Regions from separate parts of the Mus musculus genome. Here region 2 is linked to region 1. The links are chromatin loops, found by intact Hi-C in ENCODE. Cell type or tissue: left cerebral cortex. All regions are shown on one strand. Each heading gives the region's core, and the rest is flanking DNA. Links, peaks and the distances in the headings are about the cores only. Region 1 has its middle 11 kb from the start of Cyp2d10. Region 2 overlaps Septin3 (septin 3).

Region 1 (9,065 bases), core at 408-8,407:
TGACCTGAGACCCCAAGGAAGGGTGATGACTGGTGGTGGAAAGAGAGGGAACATCAACTCAGAGGCAAGGGGGAAGAGGAATGGGATGAGAAACCGTGGGAGGAGGGGACTAGGAGGTGGGGCAATGGCTGGGATGTAAACAACAAAAAAATTAATAAGAGAAAGATAAGAAAAAAAAGAACAAATGCTCTGAGCCTTTGTACTGGCTAGTTTTGTGTCAACTTGACACAGCTGGAGTTATCACAGAGAAAGGAGTTTCAGTTGGGGAAATGCCTCCAGCTGTAAGGCATTTTCTTAATTAGTGATCAAGGGGGGATGTCCCCTTGTGGGTGGTGCCATCTCTGGGTTGGTAGTCTTAGTTCTATAAGAGAGCAGGCTGAGCAAGCCAGGGGAAGCAAGCCAGTAAAGAACATCCCTCCATGGCTCTGCATCAGCTCCTGCTTCCTGACCTGCTTGAGTTCCAGTCCTGACTTCCTTGGTGATGAACAGCAATGTGGAAGTGTAAGCCGAATAAACCCTTTCCTCCCCAACTTGCTTCTTGGTCATGATGTTTGTGCAGGAATAGAAACCCTGACTAAGACAGCCTTCAACAAGTGCTTTCTATAGAATTTGTATACTAATTATAACTTGTTATAATTAGTACACAAAATATAATTATAATTAGTATACAAATTATAATTATATTTATATTGTTAGTAGTACATATTATATATTGGTATATTATATAGTCTATAGTATAGTATGTATAGTATACATTAGTATATAATTATACTAATTATATAACTAATATACAAACTATAATTATGACATCATACTAATTATATCATTTAAATATGCTAGATAGCTCAGGTCACCCAAGGACTTCACGTTTGATATAATTTATCTTTGATGAGAAAAAATATTATAGAAGTCAAAGACTTTGCTGTGATCTCAGGAGCCTACTGTCTCCCCAATACACTGTACCTTTTGCCCCTTTATCTGTTCCAGTCACACTGGCTTCCTTGGTGTTTCTGAATGGCCCATGTGGAGGCCTTGGCATGGTTGTTACCTCTGCTTGGAGAGCCTTAGATGTGAACACCTGTGTGGCTAGCTGCTTCCCTTCCTTCAAGTCTTTGTCCACACTTCTCCTTCCCCAATAGTCCCATTCACCACATTATGGCTGTGGTACTTGTTATCTTTTAACATACTGCATAATATACTTCCTGATTAATTGTCAAAAAAAAAAATAAAAGGGAGGAAAAGAAGCAAACCATGGGATGAAGAAATAATGGTTATCCAGAGGTCTGAGAAGACAGTGTCAGAAATAAAATTGTATATCAGATATCTGTAGCAAGCATGAGCCAAAGGCTTGCACAGACTTCTGTGCAAAGTGAATTGACAAGCAGCCAACAAGCACACAAACAATGCCACTGTCACTTATCATTAAGACAATGAGGCCACGACCACACTTTGTGGTTCAATCAAAACAGCCCTGGAAAAAAAAAAAAAAAAGAAGCCGGGCGTGGTGGCGCATGCCTTTAATCCCAGCACTTGGGAGGCAGAGGCAGGTGGATTTCTGAGTTCGAGGCCAGCCTGGTCTACAAAGTGAGTGCCAGGACAGCCAGGGCTACACAGAGAAACCCTGTCTCGAAAAACCAAAAAAAAAAAAAAAAAAAAAAAACAGCCCTGGAAACACAGACTTCCAGGGAGCATAGCTTGCAAAGCCTTGTGCATTCTTCAGAGAGTGTCACCCAGAACTGAGGACAACTGTGGAGGAATTACTCAATAAAACTACTAAGGGTGTTATTAACCAGGAGTTCCCCTTTGAGAATATATAGAGAAGGCAAAGGAGGCTCCTCCCCGAAGGGTCATTGGCCATCTATGGCCACAGTTCCATGGTTCACAAATATCCAAAGACATACAGACAAACAAAAAAAGATACAGGAGTGGTCCCCCTTTTTCATGGTACCAAGCTTCAAGACCCTTCTAAGATGGCTGATAGAACTGAAGAACAAAAACATGCTGTGGCCTTTCCTATGGGGATGAATGGAGTGGACATGTGCCTTAGTTAGGGTTTTACTGCTGTGAACAGACACCATTACCAACATTTCCAATGCTACCCCAAAAGTCTCCCCCATGCTCCCCCACCCCTCTCCCACCCACCCACTTCCACTTCTTGGCCCTGGCATTCCCCTGTACTGAGGCAGATAAAGTTTGCATGACCAATGGGCCTCTTTTTTCACTGATGGCCGAGTAGGCCATCTTCTGATACATATGCAGCTAGAGACACGAACTCTGTGGGGTACTGGGTAGTTCATATTGTTGTTCCACCTATAGGGTTGCAGCCAAGGCAACTCTTATAAAGAACCACATTCAATTGGGGTTGGCTTATAGGTTCAGAGGTTTAGTCCATTTTCTTCAAGTTGGAAGCATGGCTGTGTCTGGGCAGGTATGGTGCAGGCAGAGCTGAGAGTGGTACATCTTCATCTGAAGACTGTTAGCAGAATACTGGCTTTCAGTTAGCTGTGATGAGGGTCTTAATTCCCATAATCACAGCGACACACCTCCTCCAACTGGGCCACACCTTCTAATAGTGCCACTCCCTGGGCCAATCATATACAAACCATCACATTCCACTCCCTGTCCTCCATAGGCTTGTTCAAATATATGAGTCTATGGGGACCATACTTAAACATGGCATAGACTTTCCCCTCCCCAATCCCTCATTTGCTGGCTCCGGCTGTGGCTGCTGCTCATTCAGCCAGTTTGCCATCTCAAAAGTGGGGCTGGCCCTGACTGCTGCCAAGGACTCTGTCTACTGCCCTCCCTCCTCTTGCATTTGCTTGTGGTTCCCCGGGGGGGGGGGGGGGAATGGGTCTAGCTCCACCCTTTGTGCCCTGCCAGGGATTCTGTTCGTGAGACTTGCTTTCCTAGCTGCTGCCCCCACCAAAGCTGCCACTGGACTCTGCCTGTTTGTCCACTGTTGTAGTTGCTTTTAGATGTCCCACTGCAGCCACAAGAAAAACAGCTTTTGCCTTGTCCGAGAGGCCACTCTTCGGTGCCCAAGAGGGAGGTCCGTTCTCCCCACCACCCAGTCCCTCTCTGCCTGGGACTTATAAAGTGAGTGCTAGCAGTACTGCATGCCGGGAGAATAGTGTGCTCCTTGCTGAGTTTTGGAATACCCTATTTCAGGCACTTCCTTTTCCCTGCCCACTGTGGACTCCAACAGTCAGAAGCATTGGGCTGTGGCTTCCAGCTGTTAGTAGGATGTCCCATGCAGTGCCCGGTCAAATTAAATACACAGTTTCCCCGCTGCTGCAGCTGAGGCCTCAGCCACTGCCAAGCAGCAGAGCGGAACCACAGACTGCCTGACCTGCAGCATCTCTGCCTCAGGCCACCTCCACGGGGCCTGCAATGTGGTGCAGCTGCCTCAGCCGCCACCGAGGAGACAGCAGAATGGTGCCACAGTAATCCACGGGCCACAGCATAGCACTGCCTCACCCATAGTGAGTTCACCAGGACCTGGCAGGAAGGATCAGGAAGGGCTGCTCGCCCTACCAACTGAGGACACACTGCAGAACCACTGCCACCCACTGGCCACTGTGGGACTCATAGACTTCTGCCACAGGAGCTGCTGCCACTAGTTGCGGTCCACAGTGTGGGGCTAGCTTCTGCCATCTGAGTTACACAGTCAGATGGGCCCACACCAACCATACAGTTCCTTCTTTCCTGCTACTAGTCTGCAAAAACCCTAGAATTTCTAGTCCCTGATTTTAGTGGGATTGCTTCCAGCTTCTCACCATTTACTTTGATGTTGGTTACTGGTTTGCTGTAGATTGCTTTTTATCATGTTTGCCCTTCTTAGAATTGGGAACAAAACACCCATGGAAGGAGTTACAGAGACAAAGTTTGGAGCTGAGATGAAAGGATGGACCATCTACAGACTGCCATACCCGGGGATCCATCCCATAATCAGCCTCCAAACGCTGACACCATTGCATAAACTAGCAAGATTTTACTGAAAGGACCCCGATAGAGCTGTCTCTTGTGAGGCTATTCTTGGGCCTAGCAAACACAGAAGTGGATGCTCACAGTCAGCTATTGGATGGATCACAGGGCCCCCAATGGAGAAGCTAGAGAAAGTACCCAAGGAGCTAAAGGGATCTGCAACCCTATAGGTGGAACAACAATATGAACTAACCAGAACCCCCTGGAGCTCGTGTCTCTAGCTGCATATGTCGGCCATCAGTGGAAAGAGAGGCCCACTGGTCTTGCAAACTTTATATGCCTAAGTACAGGGGATCACCAGGGCCAAGAAGTGGGAGTGGGGGGGGGGAGAAGAATGGGAGGAGGGTATGGGGGACTTTTGGGATAGCATTGGAAACGTAAATGAAGAAAATACCTAATAAAAAAAAGGAGAAAAAAAAAACCCTAGAATTTCAATGCCCCAGTCCTTAGGACCTGCCTCCTAGCTGACATACACGGTAAGATTTAGACCCTTGGATGACTTCCCTTCTTGAAAATGGTTCATAACCCCTCAGGGTCTTATAGCCATTCAACAATTCCTAGATCTAGGTTGGACTTCTTTCTGGTGAGTCTGGGACTTGGCAGAGTCCCTGGATGTTAATGTGATGACCTGAACTAGCCTGGCTGTATACTTGTAACCTGAACTCTTTTCTGGACCCAGGCAGAGTCCATTTTCTACAGGAGTAGACAGCCTGCTGATCTTGATTTGCAACATAATCCAGCTGAAACTAAGGATGGGGTCTGTAGGCTTTCCTTATATAAACGCAGAGCTAAAAATTAAACTTTGAGCCTTGGTCAGAAACTTTTGTCTTGGCTTCATCCTTCTCTCACCTGTCCTTTTTCATCCCCAGCCTCCCTTTCAAGTACCCAGTTTTCAGTGGCTGTAGGACAGCTATAGCAAGGTACCCCACTGGGATGTCTCCTGGAAAATATCAAATATCTGAAATTAACACCTGAATTGAGGGCATCAAAACTAGTACATTCTGCAATAAGGTCTAGATTCAGTATCCACTAGATAATGGCTCCAAATAGCCACTTAATGGCACACTAGGTTCAATTATTTTATGGCATCTTAATACATACTGCCAGTGGTCTGGTAAATGGAAAGAGGTTCCCTGTATCCAAGCATTTACCTATCCACGCTCCCACACCCTTACCCTGTTCTCACGGCATGCACACTCAGTTTGTGTCACAGGCCTGAACCTGTCTGGACCAACAAATTTTCTGTCACCATGATCTTATGCCACTGCTGCCTGATTTCTTACTCTAGTCCTAGCCAAATGCTTCTGTGCTAATTCAAAAATAGGTTTTTCTCTACTTACACAACCTGTCTAAGTTACTTCAGATTTTCATTCCCTTTCTGTCTTTATAGATAATGATGGTTTCTACTACTGCCATCGAATAATGATGTGGTCTATTCAGTTATAACCAATCGACATAGCCCTCAATCTTGTCAGAGGTTTGCTAATTATTAAGTTTATGACAGACAGAATTCCCAAAGCCTTTAACAGTTTAAATTCCCATGAGGTCTCAGAAGATTTGAACCAGCTACAAGATACTGCCTAGATTGTGATATGATAATCACTGAGAAACACAGTGGACAAAACTGGATATCCTGAGTCAAATGACTTATCTAAATCAAGCTAAGCCATTTCTTATGTCATACATATCCATTCCACAGGGAAAAAGTCCTGCCTCTTCTGTGTTTGAAAGACAGATTGACTGCTCAAGTTGCCATGGAGACCACAGGGACTGTTGGCTAGTGGACTCTGTCATTTTGTAAATAATATACAACTACTAAATTATTGTTTATTCTTTCTCAGACTTCTGACTACATTGACAGCTAAGGTAACTGTAGCTTGACAGCTAGAAAAAGCTTACAGAGATGTAGTCTGTTACCTCATTACTGTTGTGGGAAATATTAAAAAAATATATGGTAGCAGCATGTTCCCGCACTTGTGCCATCAACTCTCAGTCTAGGAGGCCTGGCTGGCCATGCACTGGTGGTTAATAGCTGATCTGTTTTCATCTCATGGATACTCTGACTCAGAACTCCACAATCTCTCCACCCAGCTCACTAGCTTGCCACTGGTGGGTCATTACCATGCCAACCCCGTGCTTCAAATCCCCCATGGCCTTTGTGGTGCACCCGTGCTTTGCCGCCATAGCTTTGTCTCTTGAACTTAGATATGCCGCTGAAATGAAGAAAAATGCAACACAAACTTCGTTCAGAAACAATGGTAACTCAATCTCTGGGCACAACAACTAAAACCTAATCTTATAAATCTTATTAAAATCTGATTCCTCTACTGGCGAATCCCTTGCCCCTTCCCTCTACTTCCCCCTCACAACTACTTGTTCATGGCCAGACTCTCTCTTCTCTTCTCTTCTCTTCTCTTCTCTTCTCTTCTCTTCTCTTCTCTTCTCTTCTCTTCTCTTCTCTTCTCTTCTCTTCTCTTCTCTTCTCTTCTCTTCTCTCCTCTCCTCTCCTCTCCTCTCCTCTCCTCTCCTCTCCTCTCCTCTCCTCTCCTCTCCTCTCCTCTCCTCTCCTCTCCTCTCCTCTCCCTCCCCTCCCCTCCCCTCCCCTTCCTACCCCTCCCCTCCCTTCCCCTCCTCTCCTCTCCTTCCCCCTCTTTCTCTCTGCCTTTCTGTGCCTCTACACCCTCTTAACTCCCTCCCCATACCCTGAATAAACTCTATTCTATACTTTACTGTCTTGTGGATGGTCCTCCGGGGCAACGGATGCCTTGGCTTGGGCCCACTGAGATATTCCCATCCCCCATTCTTCACCATACCCCAACAGGACATATTCTGTCTCTTTATAAACACATGAGACAGAACAGGTTGGGGATGCCTGTTGTTCCCTAGCAGGAGGCAAATGGCTTGTACACAGACAGGGGTGAGGTTCCCCAGACCATAGTCACCAAGGTAACAAGCACAGCCTCTAATTCACACCCTGGATGCTGTCATGTAAACTCAGCCATAGGAGCTTTGCTGTCTGTTCTCACTAATACAGGGATATAATAAGTGACAGATATACACTCATTGTCACCTGTATTTGTAGGTTGTGGCTATTACAACCACTCCTGCCATATTTTACCTTGTTTGCTTTTCTAGATGGAGTTCCTAGTATACAGTTCTTGCCCTTGTTTCTATTCCCATACCTACCCAGGGGAAGTTGGTGCTGTGGAATTGAGAATCGGGTTGTCTAAATTTCAGTCCTCCTTAGCTGGGCAGCTCACACCTCTAGCTAGCTGGCAACACTAACGAGAATTTGGAGGGTTTCAAGCCTACCTTAGTGATAAGGAAGTCCTGCATTTCAACATCACTAGAAGTCCTGTGTGGCAAAGGTATTGGGATAATGTCTTTATAGCGCTGAACCTCATGTATGGCAGCATTGGTGTAGGGCATGTAGGCCTGGTGTACCATCTCTGTTCACCACACATGCTCTATGACCTTGTCAATTTCCTGTTGCATTCTTTCTGGAAGGACAGAATGACTTCAGCTAAGGAGCCCTAGGGGGTTTCCTTTGTCTCTCCACTACCTCTCTGATAAAGGCTGAGTCCATGGGAGATATATGGCCATCGTCCTTACTAGAGTCTGGCTTAAACTATTGCTGGGAGTTGCAAGTGTCCCAAGGAATCTTAAGGAGTGTGCCTCTACCCTCTTCCTCCTTTCATTCTAGCCCCAGTCAGGCTTACGCTGCACGTCCGGATTCAGGATTGTGAGTAGAAGGCCCCAGGTCAGAGTGACTGAACTCGCCACAATCCCAGTCCCAAACTGGTCAAGGACAACCAGAGATAGATTTGCATCATTGAAGCTACTCTCAAGGTTCCCCTTGGCCTAGGACACAGCAGGACAGCAGACTCTGTAGAGACTGGAATGCCCCATAATACCCTCCCAGTGACTTCAGGTGGTTACACTTCAGTGTCACTGGGTTAGTCACAGCACAATGGACACCACATCCCATAGTCTCTCACCTTCTCCCTCTCAGCCGAAAAGGCATCAGTCAGGGTACGAGGTAGCTGGTCAGGGTCCCAGGTCCCCTTGTGCTCAGTCACCAGCTTACCCACAATGGTGAGAAATGTCAATCACCCAGGGAAGACTTTGTCAGCCAACCCTGGGATGCTCAGGAGAATTTGGAATGTGTTCAGAACCTTTAACAGCCATAAAATATGCTTGGCTTTCCTGCTTCCTTTAATGAGCTGAGTAAATAAGATTTCTAGTAATAATATTCATTATTACTCCAATGTGTGTTGTGTATGCATGATGTGAGGAGAGCTATGGCCACAATAATGATGTTGAGGTTTGGGTTAAGCACACACAGTTAGTTCTCACCTTACTACATGGGTTGAGAAATGAAACTCAAGCACCATGCTTGCCAGGCAAGCTCCTTTACCCTCTGACCATTTCTCTGGCTCCTGTTGTGCATCCCCAGGTATGTTTGTGCAGGTGTGTGTGTGTGTGTGTGTGTGTGTGTGTGTGTGTGTGTGTGTGTGTCTGAGTGTCTTGCTCAGTGTTGTTCTCATATATCCTGGGAAAATGTTCTTAACAAGCTAAATCCCCAGCCTGATGATGCCTATTACCGTGGCATCTTATGTGTTAAGTTCATCAAAGGAATCACAGTAGATTTGACATCCCAGCTGTGACCTGGCAAGAGCCAGAAAACTGTCCTGGGCCCCCTTAGCATTTCATCACACATGAAAAAATTCTGGTTCCTTGACATGGGCAGTGCTGCCAGATAGGGACAGCAAAAAGAGATCCAAGCATCCATCCACAGCCCCTCTCTCCACTCAGTGCTGTGACTGACATGGTGCACTAGACTTTGCACCATGACTTGTCCTTGACAGCATCATACGGGACTTGATACTTGGCTGCTGCTTGCTCAAACTAGCCTGAACCCTGTTGTCACAACCAGATTTACCTCCTAAACTTTGATCCTCAAATCCTTTGCTCTAGAACGTTCCAGTGGATGTCAACAAAATTTGCTAAGCCTGTCTCCTGTTGGGGCTCAGATCCCTGTCTGACCTGTGGACTGACCTCCATTATGTGCTGCTACA
Region 2 (9,065 bases), core at 689-8,688, 130 kb before region 1:
TTCCCAGCAACCATATCATCTGGTAACATGGTCACTGGCCTTATTAGTTTGTATACTTCTATGCTATGAGTTCACCCCATGGCATAGTCTCCCATGATCTTTTCCTAAACTTACTCTGTCGTTCAGCAACACATGACTCTTTTATCCAATGACAAACATACCAGGCAGATCCATTTGGGTGCTTGCCCTGATGGAGCAGAGTAGCCCCATCTCAGAGCAGAGTCCTGAGAGTTCAGGACCTGGGCATCTGCCAGTAGGATCCATGGGAGCCGAATAACACATCTCAGAGTCTGGCTGGCGCCTGGGTGGGTGCTGTTTGTGAGAGAGTCCCAAAGTGGTCCCAAATCAAATGAAAATATGTGCCCAAACACAATGAACTGTTCAAAGTGCTCTCTAGTTGAAGAAAAGCCAACTTATGTAGTCAGGGTTGGGCCCAGGCCTTGAGCCCCAGCTCAGTCTTTTCAAGGGGCTGAGCACTGTTGCTGTTGCAACCAGTAGCGTCATTGAATGAGCAAAGGAATAAGATGTGAAAGGCTGTCCTGCTCTGGACACTCAGTTTGGAGACTAGCACTGAGCATGTGCATCTGGTTTTGCTTTTCTCCTTCTCCAGCAGGAGAGCATGCCCTTCGCCGTGGTGGGGAGTGACAAGGAGTACCAAGTGAACGGCAAGAGGGTCCTCGGGAGGAAAACACCCTGGGGGATCATCGAAGGTAATCCAGCGCATCTCCCAGAAGGACAGGCAGCTAGAAGGAACAGGACAGACAGAAGGAAAGAGCAGCTATGAACTAGCAAGAGGTCAAAGTGTCAGTATTCTAGAATATTAGGATATTATTGCCAGCTGGAGGCTACCCTTAAGGAACTTACAGTTTGAGATGCTCGTCACAGGCAGGAAACAATGACACCATTTAACGCGTGACCAGGTGGCAATTACTTGGCCTGTCAAATGAATATAAGATACAAATTCTTTTTTTTTTTAAAGATATTTATTTTATGTGTGCGTACATTATTGCTCTCTTCAGACACACAGAAGAGGGCGTCAGATCTCATTACAGATGGTTGTGAGCCACCATGTGGTTGCTGGGATTTGAACTCAGAACCCTTGGAAGAGTAGCCAGTGCTCTTAATCGCTGAGCCATCTCTCCAGCTCAGACCTTGAATTTATGATCTTTCTGTTTCTAACTCTTAAATGCTGAGATGATGTGGTGCGTCACCGACTTCACCATACCCAGTAGCTTGGGATTTTATTTCATTATTTGCCTTGAATTAGAATTATTCATGAGAATGTTATCTATGCATCGTTAAGGCCAGACCAGACAGTGATGCCTCATCCTCCTCTGTCCCCACAGTTCTTGGTGAGTGGTTTGCAGACAGCAGTTCCCCCATCTTGTCAAATCAATTTACTGTGTAGAATGTGACCTTTATAGGCTGGGCCAGTTATTAGGTCCTATGTGTTTTACCTTCTTTCAAGCTTTATTCTTTCTTTAGAAAAGAAACTATAACAGGCCTTCACAGGTTTCTTAAACTCCCACATTAAATTTTTGTAAAAAAAAAAAAATGGGACAAAACCAGACCATATTAAGATTTATTCTACAGTGTCTAGAAGGGTACCGTGTCCATTAGACCTGATTTTAAAAGTATTTGCTCGGTTTGTAAAAAAAAAAAGAAAAGGAAGAGAAAGAAAGGAAGGGAACCAGTGCACTAGCGAACAAGCCTCAGACAAGTCCACATAAGAACCCACCTCATGCTCTCATTAAAGTGGCCTAGCTGCTGGGCCGACACTAGTGAACTGGCTACCCGTTTCCTTCTGTTTTATCTGTAGTGGAAAACCTCAACCACTGTGAGTTTGCCCTGCTCCGAGACTTCGTCATCAGGTACGATACGCCCCCACACTCACCCAGCTGGCACATTTAATTATTTATGATCAAAGGCCATCTGCCCAGATTCACTTCCTGAATGTCTGCCCTCTCTAACAGAGCTCTCTATCCCAGTGCATCTCAGAGGGGTTGTAAAATTGACATTGGTCCTCAAGGGTGGGTCCCAGTCATTGGGTCCAGTCTACTGAGGAGATGTGTTAGCCTCTGAGGTGGACCACCTTTTCCTCTTCTGATCCCTAATCATATCTGCTTCTCTTTTTTTACTCTGTGTCCCTTCAGGACTCACCTCCAGGACCTCAAAGAAGTAACACACAACATCCACTATGAGACTTACAGGGCCAAGAGGCTCAATGACAATGGAGGCCTCCCTCCGGTGAGCGTGGACACAGAGGAAAGCCACGACAGTAACCCGTGATGAGCCCTTCTCTGTGTTATCATACATATCCCCCTTCTCCAAACACACACACATCCTAGATACCACCTCCAGCCACCACCTCCTCTCAGCTCTGTCCCCCAGGCCTGTCTGGTATTTGTGCAGTATTTTGTCTAGTGTGTGTGTGTGTGTGTGTGTGTGTGTGTGTGTGTGTGTGTGTATGTATGTGTGTATGTGTGTGATGGAGAGTGCCTGCGTGTATGTGTGTGTGATGGAGAGTGCCTGTGTGTGTGTATGCATGTGTGTGTATGTATGCGTGTACTCAGGGGTGAGGTATTTTCATTGCCCTCTTTGGAAAGTCCTTTGTAAGTCTGCTTTCTCCATGACTCTCCATTCTGTCTCCTTTTTTCTTGTGCTCCAGAACAAAAAGCTGTGCGCCTCACTCAAGAGGTCTGGGGAAGGTTTTAATTTATAATGCTGGGAGCAGGTGAGCCACAGGCAACTCTTTCTTACTTCTGACCCACCCACAAACTGGGGCTGCAAGTATTCTTCATGGACTGGTGGCTGAGCTAGCCTGTGGTGGGCTGTGGGAGCTCAGAACAACTTTTCACTGTAAGTTGAGGTAATCTGGAGGAAGGCTAGGACTTCTTGGGGAAACAGAAGATTCGTGGGGAGCAGAGAAGAAAGCTGAGGGGCTCCTGCAGAATTGGTGTCTGAAAATGGAGCTCCACCCTTGTGTCTATGTTGGGGTCACTGTCAAACAGCGGATCATCACCGCTGCAAACCACTGCTTTCTGTGCCCGCCTTCCCTGTATTTCCAGGCTGGTTGGTTGCTTCCTCGTCCTGATTTCTCTTCTCCCTCCCCAGCGTCCTTTGCCTCCTTTCTTCATATATATTCATGCATTCACCCCATTTCCTGCCTGTCTCTGACCTTTTATCTCCTTTTAGAGTCATCTATGTTAGCTTCCTTTCTATATTTAGAAATCATGCCCAGACTTTCTAAATTGACTTTCTATTACCCTAAGATAGAATCACAGCTAGGGGCTGAAGAGATGGCTCTGTGCTTCGGGGGACCTTTTGCTCTTGCAGAGGACCCAGGTTCAGTTCCCAGCACCTTCTTGGTAGCTTACAGTTATCTGTGACTCCAGTTCCAGAGGACCTGACACCCTCTTTTAGCCTCTATGAGCATGGTGTACATACATACACATAGACAAGCACTCATACGCATAAGATAAAAAAAAAAAAAACCCTTAAAAGAATAAGATCCTAAGTAAAAGCATGGGGCAGGGCATGCCGAGATTGCAAGAGAATTCAGTTATAGAGAAGATGACTAGGAAAGCCAGTTTCTGCAGCTGACCACTGAAATTTGCTCTGACTTGGGAATAGCCTGGGGAAATGGGAGAATTTGGTAGCTTGGGCTGCTCTGGGTGTTCTGTTCAAGAAGCACATCTATTGGGCAAATGAGGCAAACTTTAGGTGGAGGAAATTATATTCACAAACTAATTCTGAAGAATCGGAAAAAATATACAGAGTTTCTTAGGCGGCTGGACTTGTGAGACAAACTAACACAGTTTCCCGTTTTCTAGCAGCCTTCTGTCCATGTTAAGCTGGCTTCTCTGTGGCTTTGTTTCTTACAAACCCAACTCACTCTTTCTCTGTTCTCATTTGTCTGTCTGTCTTTCTCGGCTTCTCCCCTCCCTGCATTCTCTCACCATCCAATCCTGTAGATGTTCCCAGGAATACCCACAGCCATACATTTAGCCTTCTCTTGCCTTCTCAGGAGCCTTGTATTTATTAATGCATACTTTAACTGCTCCTTGCACATTCAAGTTTTTTTTTTTTCCCTACAGTTTCTAAGGCTGCTTTAAGGAAAGCCATTTAGCCATAGGAAAGGGAAGATACCACAAAATTCTGTTTAGAACTGATCTATCCACTATGCCACCTCCCGGTCCAGCCTGGGTGTAGAACTGGTCTTCACTGACTTCAGCCCTTTATTACCCAGTCACTAGGAAAACAAACACACAGACAAACAAAAAACAAAAAGAGATGGAAGACCCACAATTCAGTGGACCAAGCAGAAGTGGTCCTAATCCTATGGTCTTAGCCTTTCCTGGAGACTGCTCTGTCTCTAGTCCTCATCTATAACGTCACTAAAGAGTGGCCAGCTGTCAGGCTAGAGTGGTAGCAACATAGAGCTCGCTGACAGCTCTAGTGAGCTGCCCTGTATGGTGACATGGGATTGGGCACCTAGGGCCAGCAAGGGATAAGAATGGTGGGTGTTGGAGAGTCTAAGTAGGAGAATGCTGCCTGTCTCCACTAAGCTGTGGTCTCACTCTCCCTGGAGAAGCTGTTTTATGTGTCTGCTGCCGGCTGCCGGTCTCCACACCCTCAACCGTTCTCAACTCCCCCTGCAGGGAGAAGGCCTCCTGGGCACTGTCCTTCCACCTGTACCAGCCACCCCCTGCCCCACTGCTGAATGAAGGCCATTTCAAGTGCTGCTTCTCCCTCATCCCTCCCAGCTGTTATTGCTGCAGGGCCACGCCCCTTTTAGCGCTGTGCTTGTCTAGCCCACCAGCACAGCCCCTCTCAGCCCTCAGTAGGTGGGAGGGGCTAGCTGCGGCTTTAGGACAGTTGCTTCCTCTGTTTAGCCAAACTACTCCTCTCCTCCCAATGGAATGGAGTTCCTGCCAGCACCACCCTGCTCCATCATCTGTGTCAGCAGCACCCCAGTCCTTGTGTAGGGAGGAGGAACTCATGGGAAGCTGCTCCTGCCCTTGCAAGCGCATACCAGCGACTTGTAACTGTCTCCAAGGGAACCGGCATTGCTCTCTAGCCATTCATTCTGCATGAGTACTTTCTTGGCTACCTTAACCGGTCAAGAAAGCAACTTTCCTGCTTGTCAGAGTCACTGAGGTCAGCCGTGTGAGCCCCTGTGTGGGACAAGGGTGTCTCCTTCATTGCTTAAAGGTATTTTATAAGGGTGATTCATTATACATGGTGGGGAGCCAGAGGCTAGTGTCACTTAAAAAAAAAAATCACCACTGGTGGCTGGCCCAGTGAGTATGTGTGTAGACAACCTGTTTACCCCAAAATATGGCCATCTGGGAAGTGGGTTTTGCTGAAAAGAGGTTGCTGGAGTTGACTTAATTATCCCCAAACTTTAAAAGAAAGGGAATTTAACACACATATGGACTACCCCAAACCCACCAGCTATACACTCTAGGAAGAAAAATAGCACCCTTTTATACATTTAGCAATAAGAGGGATCTCTTCCCACCTCCCCTGACTATTCCTACTCCCATCCCCCACCCTGTTAATGTGAGCAATGCATTAGCCTGACCACAGGTGGTCGCTATAGGCTAATGGAAAATACCCAAATGGAGGGCAAAGCCCCCATCAGATGCATGAATGTTTGCGAACGAACGGCTGCCACTGCCCCATACACTGTGTCTTTCTAGAACCCTCCCTCAGCCACCCCACCTGCCATCTCCACCTGGACACAACTTGCTCAAAGGCTGGTGACTTGTGGGCCATTCATCTACAAGTCCTGAAGGAACAAGAGGCCCAAGCCTCGGGGATGCAAGAATGGCCCATTTTAAAAACGTTGTTAGTCCCAGCCGACGTTTTTGGTGATATTCCAGTTTAGTTTCCCAATTGAAAACAAGCCAAACAGACACTCAGACTGGTCATGTAGATGTTGCTAGCCTCTGTTGTACAACTAAACATTACTGTTTGAACAATAATGGCCTGGTCTTTGTCTTATTCGTGTTTCTTGCTCCTTGATAAAATCAGCCGTGAATGACATCATCTCACTGCGTGTGAGCCAGGGACCCTCCTGGCAAGGCAAGAAGTAGCTACAGATATTAGATATTGAACATGTGGCATCTATTCATTTTTTGGGTAATGTGAGGCTATATCCCAGTCATTTCCTGGAATTTTGTAACTCTAGTGAGCGGGAGAGCTGACTCTCTTAGGACCTGTGTTTTTCCAGGAAGTATTTAGTCCCAATTACTTAACTTCTTAGCATTTCTCCCATCCCCAAGGCGTAAGGACCAAGTCTATAAATGAAAGCCTAGTCTAGCCTAGAAAGCTATTTTACTATGAATATATTGAGAATATAAAGGGGCCGTGAGATAGCTCAGTTGGGAAGGGCACTTGCTATCAAGGCTGACAATGAGTTTAAACCATGGATCCTACATGGCAGAAGGAGAGAATTAACTTCCATAAGTTGTCCTCTGACTGCCACATGGTCTCATGCTCACCTGCGCACATGCGCATGCAAACACATATACGGACAATTTAAAAGGGAACAGGGAGATGGCTCTGCTGGTAAGTGTGATGACCGCACAAGCATGAAGACCTGAGTTCAGATCCCTAACATCCACATAAAACCAGATACGGACCCAGAGGCCCTTGCCTGCCATGCGGTGTGGCTGGGTGGACGACAACCAGAGGCTAAGGTGATAAGCAAGGGTGTGGTGGAGATGGGAGAGGTGGAATGGTTTGTGTGCTATGAAGAGGCAGAAGCTGGGCGTGGTGGCGCATGTCTTTAATCCCAGCACTCGGGAGGCAGAGGCAGGTGTATTTCTGAGTTCGAGGCCAGCCTGGTCTACAAAGTGAGTTCCAGGACAGCCAGGGCTATACAGAGAAACCCTGTCACGAAAAACCAAAAAAACAAAACAAAACAAAACAAAACAAAAAAAGAGGCAGAATTGGAGATTACAGGGTGGAGAGGAACAGCCTGATGTGAGTGAGGGGCCTGCAATGCCACCTAAGGCTGCGGCCCATCGATAAGGGCCATGTCTGTGTTCCAGGTCCTGCAGCAGTAGAGGTCTATGACAATGTCTGTGGCCCATGTTACCAACAAAGGCCATGCGGGTGTCCCTGGTCTGGGGCTGCTCCCTGGGGCCATGTTGATGTCTGTGGACTGCATAAAGCTGGCCCTGCCCCTCCCCTGGGCAGCTTGGGGAGAGCTGGACCTCGTGGCTGTGGGAAAGTGGAAGAGCACTGCCCCAAGGACTGAAGAGCAGGAGAGCAGGCCCCACCCCGTGCCAGGGCAGTGCTGGTGAGTGCAGGACAGTTGGCCCTGGTGCCATGGGTGCAGGAGAGCTGTTGGGCTGACCTTGTAAGGTGCTACCCAGGCCCAGATCCAGGGCTTTGAGTTGTCCCACCTGAACATCTACCTCATCTATGAACTGCTGGAGCATGTGAAGGGGCCAGTCCTGTGGATCCAAAGCTGCAGGATCGCCATGACACAGAGCAACAACTGGATATCTGAGAGGAGTCCTGGTGAGGAACCAATATCGATAGAGTAGCAGAAGCCAAGGCCTTCGAACCAAACCAATAGCTCATTGCAATGAACACTTGCAAATAAAGCTGTTATACTGTGTGACAAACCATGACACACTGTAGCTTTCATGGCAAGATGGTTTTGTCTTTTAATATACATTACATATAATAAAAATATATTTAATATAAATATAAATATGTTTAATACATATGAAATATATAAAATGTTTAATATATTAAATATATAAACATATTTAATACAAATATATTTAAATATATTTATTTAACAATGTAGTATAGTTAATTGTATATCCAATTTATATTATTTTATATAAAATATGAATATTTTATATTCAATTTATATTTAACAATATAATATATTTAAAAAATGTATGTGTTGTTTTCTTTTGGTGGGAGGAAGGTTGCAAGGGCAGAGGGTGGTTATGAAGGGAGGAGATGTGTGACATTGGGGTGCATGAAATTCACAAAGACTCAATAAAAAGTTAAAAGCAGACCAGGTAAGGTCCCATGCTTTCCTGGTGCTTGCTGGTCAACCAGTCTGCTTCCAGGTTCAATGAAATATTCTTTCTTGAGGAAAGGGGAGAGCGATAGGATACGTGACACCCTCTTCTGGCTTCTTCACGTGCACACAGGCCTGCACAGCCAAACACACAAAGTGTACATATATACTACTCATCTATCTACACAAAGTGGTATTTTTCTTGAATTTAGGACGACCCTTCCCCTCATTTGTAGTTTAGTAAATGACACAACTCTCATCTGCTTGTTGGTCCCTAAATTTTAATGTGAACTTTAAGCAATTATTTGGGACCTTGACTTTTTTTTTTTTTTTAAACAAAATCTCAAACATTCAATTTTGTCCATAAGGACTCAGGAGCCAGATGTCTCAGACAGAGGAAGGGGGAAAGCCTACTAGCTCAGAGAGGCAGAGGAAGCAGCACCTTATCTTCCTCCTCAGCTAGCATCCCCAAAGAAAAGCTCTCTTTCTCCACTGTCTCCCCAACACCTCCAACGGAATGCCCTCCCTTCTACTTCCTGTGCATCTCTCTATCCATCCCCCCCAACTCTCTCTTACTCACTTTTCCCTTTGTTCCCTCCCCGCAACTCGTTGGTTGCACCACCTCTTGACCTATGGTTTATAATAAATAGAAAGCTCTTGGATCAAAGGCGTGAGCTAGGGCTGAGCCACACCACAACTAGAAGTAGGTTTTCCAGTAAATAACACAAATCTTGGGGTTCACAGTGTGATCAAATACCCTGCAACACTTGACTTTCTGTGAGGTGAACCTAAGGTATAAATGAATGGAGAGAAATAGCTTGGAGGAGCCACAATGGAAGATGAATCAAGAGGCTCTTGAAACCGAGCAGGTAAAATGAAGATATCAACCAATGGTAACACAACACACACAGAGGAAGGGAAGTGACACGTGAGAGACACAGCTGTTTGGTGGACATCAACCATCACAGCCACAATAAGCCTATACACTAACATTCAAGTGTGGAAGGTC

The links. Hi-C counts contacts between places; a loop is a spot of excess contacts. Peaks named below come from ENCODE experiments on the same cell type or tissue, not always from the same donor. Only the 100,000 strongest peaks of a DNase experiment are listed, where the experiment ranks them.
Region 2: it touches region 1 in a loop (2.9-fold over the local background); 2 of 42 quality-filtered maps call a loop at or near these places.

Annotation. Positions count from the first base shown.
Region 1 is chr15:82,414,152-82,423,216 of GRCm38, forward strand. It overlaps the pseudogene Gm19267. Among named protein-coding and RNA genes, the nearest start is that of Cyp2d10, 11 kb to the left of the region's middle. In left cerebral cortex, for the core only: a CTCF peak has its summit at 3,566 (motif pointing left); DNase peaks (open chromatin) are centred at 3,128 and 3,563; H3K4me3 peaks cover 518 bases; H3K27ac peaks cover 633 bases.
Region 2 is chr15:82,288,585-82,297,649 of GRCm38, forward strand. It overlaps Septin3 (septin 3), which reads left to right. Exons shown (of 12, transcript NM_001368785.1): 9 at 611-710; 10 at 1,820-1,871; 11 at 2,154-2,247; 12 at 2,669-5,990. The coding sequence ends at 2,722. Among named protein-coding and RNA genes, the nearest start is that of Wbp2nl, 5.9 kb to the right of the region's middle. In left cerebral cortex, for the core only: a CTCF peak has its summit at 5,594; DNase peaks (open chromatin) are centred at 5,077 and 5,623.